Linked DNA regions of Homo sapiens: region 2 is linked to region 1. Evidence: chromatin loops called from intact Hi-C (ENCODE). Cell type or tissue: CD14-positive monocyte. All regions are shown on one strand. Links, peaks and the distances in the headings refer to the core of each region. The heading gives the core; the rest is flanking DNA. Region 1 overlaps MYH7B (myosin heavy chain 7B). Region 2 overlaps ACSS2 (acyl-CoA synthetase short chain family member 2).

Region 1 (4,394 bases), core at 294-4,293:
AGGATCTACTATCCTGAATATATAAAGAATTCCTACAACCCAATAATAAAAGGACAAATAACTTACAAATAAGGAAAACATTTAAATAGACCCTTCTCCAAAGAAGATATACAAACTACCAATAAGCACATGAAAAGATATGCGCATTATTTGTCATTAGGAAAATGCAAATCAAAACCACAATGACCAACCAGGATGGCCACAATCAGACAAGTACAGTGGGACCTCCATATCCATGGGTTCCACATCTGTGTATTCAACCAACTGCAGCTTGAAAATATTTGAAAACAATGTTTCAACTGTACTGAGCATGTACAGACTTTTTTCCTTGTCATTATTCCCTAAACAATACAGTATAACAATTTATATAGCATTTATGACTTCTTTTTTTGAGACGGAGTCTCGCTCTGTCACCCAGGCTGGAGTGCAGTGTCGCGATCTCAGCTCACTGTAACCTCTGCCTCTGGGGTTCAAGCGATTCTCTGCCTCAGCCTCCCTGAATAGCTGGGACTACAGGTGTGCGCCACCACGCCCAGCTAATTTTTGTATTTTTAGTAGAGATGGGTTTTCGCCATGTTGGCCAGGCTGGTCTCGAACTCCTGACCTCAGGTGATCTGCCAGCCTTGGTCTCCTGAGGTTCTGGGATGACAGGCGTGAGCCACTGCACCCGGCCGAGATGACTTAAAGTACATGGAAAGGACAGTGTGGTGGCTCTCGCTTGTAGTCTCAGCTACTTGGGAAGCTGAGACAGGAGGATCCCTTGAACCGAGGAGTTCAAGGCTGCAGTGAGCTATGATCGCACCACTGCTCTCCAGCCTGACAGAGTGAGACCTTGTCTCAAAATAAATAAAAATAAATTTAAATTTAAAATAAAATAAAACAAAATTAAAGAGCATATGAGAGGATGCATATAGTTTATATGAAACACTACACCATTTTATATAAGGGACTTAAGCATATATGAAACACTGCATCATTTTATATAAGGGACTTAAGTATCCTTGGATGTTGGTATCCATGGGAGGTCCTGGAACCAATTCCCCACAGATACAGAGGGATAACTGTATTGGTGAGGATGTAAAAATTGGAGCTCTGATACAATTGCTGCCACTTTGGAAAACAGCAGTTCCTCAAAAAGTTAAACATATACTTACCATATTACCCGGCAATTCCACTCCTAGGTATCTACCCACGAGAACAGAAAACATTCACACAAAAACCTGTACATGAATGTTCATAGCAGCATTATTATAATTATTTTTGAGACAGGGTCTCGCTCTGTCACCCATGCTGGAGTGCAGTGGCGTGACCATAGGTCCCTGCAGCCTTGACCTACTGGGCTCAAGTGATCCTCCCACTTCAGCCTCCCTAGTAGTGGGGATGACAGGCGCATGCCACCACGCCCGGCTAATTTTTAAATTTTTTTGTAGAGAGCCTTATGTTGCCCAGGCTGGCCTTGAATTCCTCAGCTCAAGTGATCCTCCCACCTCAACCTCGCAAAGTGTTGGGATTACAGGCATGAGCCACCACTCCTGGCCATAGCAGCATTATTCTTAATGGCAAAAAGTGGAAACAACCCAGATGCCTATCAACTGATGAGTGGAGGAACAGAGTGTGATATATCTGTACAATGAAAGACTATTCAGCCATATGAAGGAATAAAGTTCTGATCCATGCTACAACATGGATGAACCTTGCAAACATTATGCTAAGTGAAAGATGCTAGTTACAAAAGGCCACAGATTGTAGGATTCCACCTACAGGAAATATTCAGAAAAGGCAAATCCATAGACAAAGAAAGTAAATTACTGGTTGCCAGGGGCTGGGGAGAAGGAGAATTGTGGAGTATCTACTAATAGGGATGAGGTTTCTTTCTGTGGTGATGAAAATATTCTGGAATGAGACAGTGGTAATGGTTGTACAATCTTGTAAATATACCAAGAACCACTGAATTGCACACTTTAAAGGGGGAGTTTTATGGTGCATGAATTATATCTCAATAAACATTGCATAGGAATAATAAACACCAAATCAGGAGAGTCTTTACTTCTTGGGTTGGGGGGTCAGTCATGGAGGGAAACAAAAAGGTCTTTATATTAGCAGTGTTTTATTTTGCAAGCTGGATGGTAGGTACACAGGTATTTGTTCTGTTAATTTTTATACCTTTCTCAGTGGTTTCATAATAAATAAAATGTAAAAGTATTTACTGGGCATCAACCTGGATTAGGCACTGGGCTACATGGGTGGTACAATGTTGAGTCAAAACAGATCCATCCTGCCAAAAAGTAAGTGGATACATAAGTATATAACAAGTGGAGAAGAGGGTCTATAAGTAAGTTATCTCCCCTTTCTAACCTTCTGTGTCCTCACGGATGAAATGAGAGCCGGACTGGGAACCTGTTAGTAGAAGGTCTCTGAGGATCCCTGGAGCCTTGAAGTGTGTCTTCCCTTTTTCAGCCCACACACCTCAAACACGACCAGGGCACAGACCCTAGAGTTGGCCCTCGTGCCATCAACCACCACAAGAGGGCCTAAGGCAAAGCCCAACTTCAATTAGTCTGTTTCTTCTCGGTAAAATAGGCAGAGTAACTTCTCCCTCCCAGGATGACTGTGGGGGTGTAAATGAGATAACACATATAAAGTGTCAGGGACAGGCCTAGCATACAGTAAATCCTCAACACCTGGGACAGTCCTCACTTTGATTCCACAGGCATTTCCTGAGCAGCAATGCTGGCCCAGGCCTGTGCTAGGGGCTGGAAGACAGAGGAATTCCACTCTGAATGGCCAAAGCAGTGGCCCCCAGCCAGGTGGGGAGATGGCCTCATAAACAACAGTATGAGGCAGGGTGATATCACTGCTAAAAAGAGACAGTAGCCATGTGCACAGATGCAGACCATGTGTGATGCAGACCCTGGGGCTGACAGAGATGTTCCAATCAAAAGGCACAGTCCAGTGGCTGGGTGCGGTGGCTCCCGCCTGTAATCCCAGCACTTTGGGAGGCTGAGGCGGGTGGATCACAAGGTCAGGAGATCGAGACCATCCTGGCTAACACGGTGAAACCCCATCTCTACTAAAAATAGAAAAAATTAGGCGGGCGTGGTGGCAGGCGCCTGTAGTCCCAGCTACTCGGGAGGCTGAGGTAGGAGAATGGCATGAACACGGGAGGCGGAGCTTGCAGTGAGCCAAGATGGCGCCACTGCACTCTAGCCTGGGCTACAAAGCAAGACTCCATCTCAAAAAAACAAAAACAAAAAAAACCCACAGTCCAGACTTGGAGAGAGGCCCTCGCAGGGAGAAAGGCAAGACACAAAATTAAGGGATTGGCCTCCATTCACAGTGAAGTACATCCCTGCATACCTTTTTTCACCTAATTCAGACCCAAATGTTCCCACAAACCCCAAGAACAGAGGATGAAATTGATTCAACAGTTAGCTTTGGGAAGTCTGAGCCCATGGCATGTCCCAAGGTACATATGTGGGAACACCATGGCTGACACTGCTGCTGTGATCTTTGGCAAGTCAGGATACCTCTTCAAGCCTTCCTTTCCCCGGCTGTAAAATGGAGGCTATAAAGATACTGATGTGATAGGGAGGTAAGGGAAAGTGAGATAACGACTGTAAAGTCATTAGCCAAGTACCTGACACTTAGCGACCAGATCAATAAAGGGTAGTTATTGTTAGGAAAAAACAGATTTCACTTTGAAAGTGAGGAAAGCCAGGCGCGGTGGCTCACACCTGTAATCCCAGCACTTTGGGAGGCTGAGGCAGGCAGATCACGAGGTCAGGAGTTCGAGACCAGCCTGGACAGCAAGGTGAAACCCTGTCTCCACTAAAAATACAAAAAATTAGCTGGGCATGGTGGCATGTGCCTGTAATCCCAGCTACTCGGGAGACTGAGGCAGGAGAATTGCCTGAACCCGGGAGGCAGAGGTTGCAGTGAGCCAAGATCGTGCCACTGCACTCCAGCCTGGGTGACAGAGAGAGACTCCATCTCAAAAAAAAAAAAAAGAAAGAAAGAAAAAAAATAAAATGAGGAAAGTGGGATTCGGAGAGGTGAGATGACTTCTGCACAGTCAGGATTCAAACTCAGGTCTGAGACACCAGAGGCTCAGGGCAAATCATCTCCCTCTGCTCCGGAATCTTCAGCAGGTTCCCTACAGTCCACTACATGGACTCCATCCTTGCCAGGGAGTGAGGATCCAGCAAAGGCCTGGGGCCAAAAAGACCCTGGGCAAGTTCCCCAATCCTATGTGTCTTGATCTGAGATCCCCAAGTGAGCCTGAGAAGGTCTGTGAATTCCTCCACGTAGCTGATGCAAAATTTTATACTAATGGATCTCAGACGAGTCTATAGCCTCAAAAGTAACAAACCACAGACTTGACCTGACTTAGCATG
Region 2 (4,394 bases), core at 268-4,267, 70 kb after region 1:
CCATGATAATAAACCATGATAGTAAAACCATAAGTAGACCAGACCTTAGAACCCTAGAAGAGGGCTGTTCTAAAAACTTTATATCCCAAAAAGAGATAATAGGTAGTCCAAGGCCCTCCTATATCTGAGATTTTGCAGTCTTCTCTTGTACCTTCTCTAATTCAAAATTCCAAGCTGGCCAGGCACAACGGCTCACGTCTGTGATCCCAGCACTTTGGGAGGCTGAGGCAGGAAGCTCACCTGAGGTCAGGAAGTTGAGACCAGCCTGGCCAACATGGCAAAACCACGTCTCCACTAAAAATACAAAAAAAAAAAAAAAAAAATTAGCTGGGCATGGTGGTGTGTGCCTGTAATCCCAGCTACTCAGGAGGCTGAAGCAGGAGAATTGCTTGAACCCAGGAGGCAGAGGTTACAGCGAGCCAAGATCACACCATTGCACTCCAGCCTGGGCAACAAGAGCAAAATTCTGTCTCAAAATAAAAATAAAAATAAAATTCGCTGATTGTGTTGGTGCATGACTGTGCTCCTAGCTACTCAGGAGGCTGAGGTGGGAGGATCACTTGGACCTTGGAGTTTGAGGCTACAGTGGGCCACAACTGCACCACTGCACTCCAGCCTGAGCAACAGAGTGAGACAAACAAGGGAAGGAAAGGGAAGGAAATGAAAGGAGAAAGAGGAAAAAGGAAAAGGAGAGAGAAAGAGAGAAAGAAAAGGAAAATCTTAAGTATTATGAGAGATTATAAACTGACTGGAGAGTGTGGCTGTCAATGAGGCTAATATAATCTTAGATATGTAAAGTGAAAGAATGGTAATAGTACCCTGTTCAAGTCAGACCATAGCTGGAATACTTAATGAGAGATATTGGCCAACTAAAGTATATCCAGGGGAGACCGACATGGTTGTTTAGGAAGCCACATCATATGAGGAACCTGAGACTGTGGACTCAGTATCACTTCATTTATAAAACAAGAACACTGGACTAGATCAGGGGTTTTCAAACTGAGCTTTGCAAATCCCTAGGGATTCCAGACACACACCTCACAGGGAACACAGTAACAGGGTGGAGAAGCCTACAGAATGTGGCTCTAGGCCTCCCATCCATGCTCCAACCAGATCAGCACCGCTGTTACCTGTTTTAGGTATAGGGTTTTGGCATAATAATAAAAATAGCTAATACACTTTTTGCCAAGCACTAAGCCCTTTATATAGATTATTCCAATTCTTCCTTACAACAATCTATGTCACAGGACTTATTATTTCCATTTTACAGACATGAAAATTGAGGTTTAAAGAGGTGAGGTAACTTGCCCAACTAGTAAGTATTAAGGTAGAGATGTAGGAATTGAATGAGAATGACCCAGAATCAGAATGATAACTTATGGGGATTGTTAGGGATTGGGATATTGGTACTACAATTCCTGATTTGTGTGGGAATTGGACCAAATGACCTCTAAGGACTGAAACTGAGAGTCTTGAATTCTCAGAGGTTCAAGATGTGAGACACCGGGGATCATTACCAGTGCCCAACCTCTCCCAAACCAAATCCAGGAAGTGGGGGAAGGCCCATCCTCAACTCCACGCCTTCTGAGTTAATTGTTATAAATGTGGGGCTGCCATAAGGCAAGAACCCCTGCTCCCATCTGACCACCTAGTATCTTCAAAGGAGAGGAGGCCAGTTCCTCCTCTCCCCTAACTTCTCCCAGAAATGTAGAGAATTTATCCAGGCAGTTCCCTGCATTTGTGACAGAAATTCTGAAGGTCAGTGCCAGAAGTAACTTAAAAAAGAGTCTTGTACATCCCTAACAGTTTATAAGTGGGAAAAAGAAGGCTTAGAAAAGGGCATTAACTAAAGCCATTCTTTTCATTAAATGTTTACTGAACATGCCAGTATAAGAAGTTGGCCCAGACACAAACTCAGGTAGCTGATATGAAGCTCAGGACACTGAAACAGGCCTCAAGACAGAGTCTTCAGAGCAATACATTTATTATTCATATGCCACCTACTTCCAAAAAAAGTGACTCGGAAAGTACAGCCTACTTGTCTCATTTTCACCACTTTAGGGAGGTGTTCTGTAAAGTGTCAAGGGTCATAAAACTCAGGGAGAAATGAGAGAAGCAGGTTAGAAATCCACCTTAAACATGAAATCCTCCAGCTCACCTCCACAATCTGCTCACCTCATTCAAGTGGAGAAAGACTGTTCCCAACAACAGGTATTTCCCATGTATCTCCCATTAGCTTTGAGTATTTATGCTACCAGCCACAAACAACCCTCAGGCAAGAGGAACAGACTCCTTCCTCAGCCCCTTCATTCCAAACCTTCTAAAATTCTTGCTTTATGGTGTCAACATCATTATAGAAAATAAATTAAATAAATAAATAAATAAACAAAATCCTCCCTCTTTCTTACCATCTCAACAGAAATTCAACCCGCCTACTGAGTCACCACAGAGTCACTACAGGTTGCAACAGAACTTCTAAAAACTGCTTCCTCTCTTCAGAAACAGTCATAGAATTCTGGAAGATTAGAGATGAAAGGGACCTTGCAGAGTATCTGTAGTTCATTTCCCATCATGCCCACAAAGAGAAGGCCCAGAGAGAGGAAGAGAATGGTCTGAAGTCATCTTTCTCAAAATGAGTGTTTTTCTTTACCAAATATATCTTAATCAATAGATATGCTGTTGTGAAACTAGTAAAGATATAGATGTAGTGTGTGTATTTGAGAAGGTGGGGATGGTTGAGAAGGTGAGGCAAGCCCATGTTTTGTCAAGGAGATTTGTCAAGGTGATATGGAAAATCAGAGCCCTAGAGTATATTGTCCTATCATTCATGTCCAGGGACTCTAAATTATCTAGGTCCATATTCTGGAGTTCACTTCAGTGACATGGGGAGGTAGGGACTTTTTTTTTTTTTTTTTGGCCTCAAATACACACACACACATATGCCTACAAGGATCTGGGGAGCTCCAAATATCATACTATGGAATTCATATTCAGGAGCATACAAGGATCCTGAGAGCAGAGCTTCTGTCCTAGGGTCAATCCTAAAGTTGCCTTATTCTCAAAAGCTCCAGTTCCTGAAGAAGGATTGAAATATACTGAGAGCCATGAAGAGACAGTAGTGATTTCAGCTGAGGGTGAGAATTTAGGTGGCTCAGAGATAACCACAGCCTTAGGCAACCCAAAGCAAAGCAAACAATGGAAGGAATCAACGATACCAAATGTGTTGGGCTTTGGTTACTGGGGACTTCTAGAAAAAGTAGAGACTGAGTAGCTAGTATAAATGATCAGAATATCAGCCATCAACCACTCTTTCCACCCTCTCCTTATAAACCTTTTACTTAATCCCCCAAATCCCCGACAGTCCTCCAGTGTTCCTTCAACTAGCTAACTCCCTTCCACTCCTTCAGCTACCTCTAACACCCTCACTGACTCTCTCTCCCTGAATGACTATCCCAATACCTTGTCACTGATCATTTTCCCATACATATACACATGCACCCCCACTAACATATTTATCTGCCACACCAGGGGGAAGACAGCATGAGAAAGTTGGAACCAAAGTCTGTATTTTGCAGGGAAAATTTAGCCCTTGGAGCAGATGAACGTGTGCCTTCAAAAGAGGCAGTGTTTATATAGACTAGGAGAATCCTTGACTCTTTCCTTTCACTTTCTCCCTGTCTCTCCACCATCTACACACCTAGTTACCTGTGCTGGTTTCTTTCCATAATGAAAAAAATAGCTAATACACTTTCTGCCAAGCACTAAGCCCTTTATACAGATTAAATTACTGTAAAATTATCAAATCACTCTAAAATGTCATTGTTCCATTCCATTCCCACCAGCAGCATCCTAGTTCAGGACTGAATAACAAACTCTCAGTTCTCTGGCTTCACATTCCCATTTCCATATGTATCCAGATGAATCCTCTTAACCTCTGCTGCGACTTCCGCTGCATGCAATCCTTTCACAGATCTCCAAAAATAGTCAAGATCTCCCATACCTGGACCTCATCCGCTGTTGATGACAACCGTAACTCCTCTTTCACTCCCCAGACCCAATCCAAGTCAGCAAATTCCATAGGTTCTTCATTCAAAATAGATCCAGAATTTGACCACATCTAACCATCTTCATGACTACTACTATGGTCTAAATCACCACAATCTATCACCTGGATTTCTACAATAGCCTCCTAATTGGTTACCCTGCTTCTACTTTTCCCCTTCTACAGTCTCTTCTTAATATAAAAGATAGAGCCTAAATAGAAGCCAAATCATTATCACGTCTGTGCTTAAGATTGTCTAGTGGTGTGGGTGGGCATGGTGGCTCACACCTGTAATCCCAGCACTTTGGGAGGCCGAGGCGGGCGGGTCACAAGGTCAGGAGTTTGAGACCAG

What was found. Peaks named below come from ENCODE experiments on the same cell type or tissue, not always from the same donor. Only the 100,000 strongest peaks of a DNase experiment are listed, where the experiment ranks them.
Region 2: it touches region 1 in a loop (4-fold over the local background); 7 of 110 quality-filtered maps call a loop at or near these places.

The regions. Positions count from the first base shown.
Region 1 is chr20:34,959,095-34,963,488 of GRCh38, reverse strand. All of the region lies in intron 2 of MYH7B (myosin heavy chain 7B), which reads right to left. Among named protein-coding and RNA genes, the nearest start is that of MYH7B, 5.4 kb to the right of the region's middle. In CD14-positive monocyte, for the core only: CTCF peaks have their summits at 2,339 and 2,541; a DNase peak (open chromatin) is centred at 2,518.
Region 2 is chr20:34,889,469-34,893,862 of GRCh38, reverse strand. The region is part of intron 2 of ACSS2 (acyl-CoA synthetase short chain family member 2); the gene reads right to left. Among named protein-coding and RNA genes, the nearest start is that of ACSS2, 15 kb to the right of the region's middle. In CD14-positive monocyte, for the core only: no CTCF peak of the experiment used is centred there; DNase peaks (open chromatin) are centred at 912, 2,022 and 2,472; H3K4me3 peaks cover 1,330 bases; H3K27ac peaks cover 3,924 bases.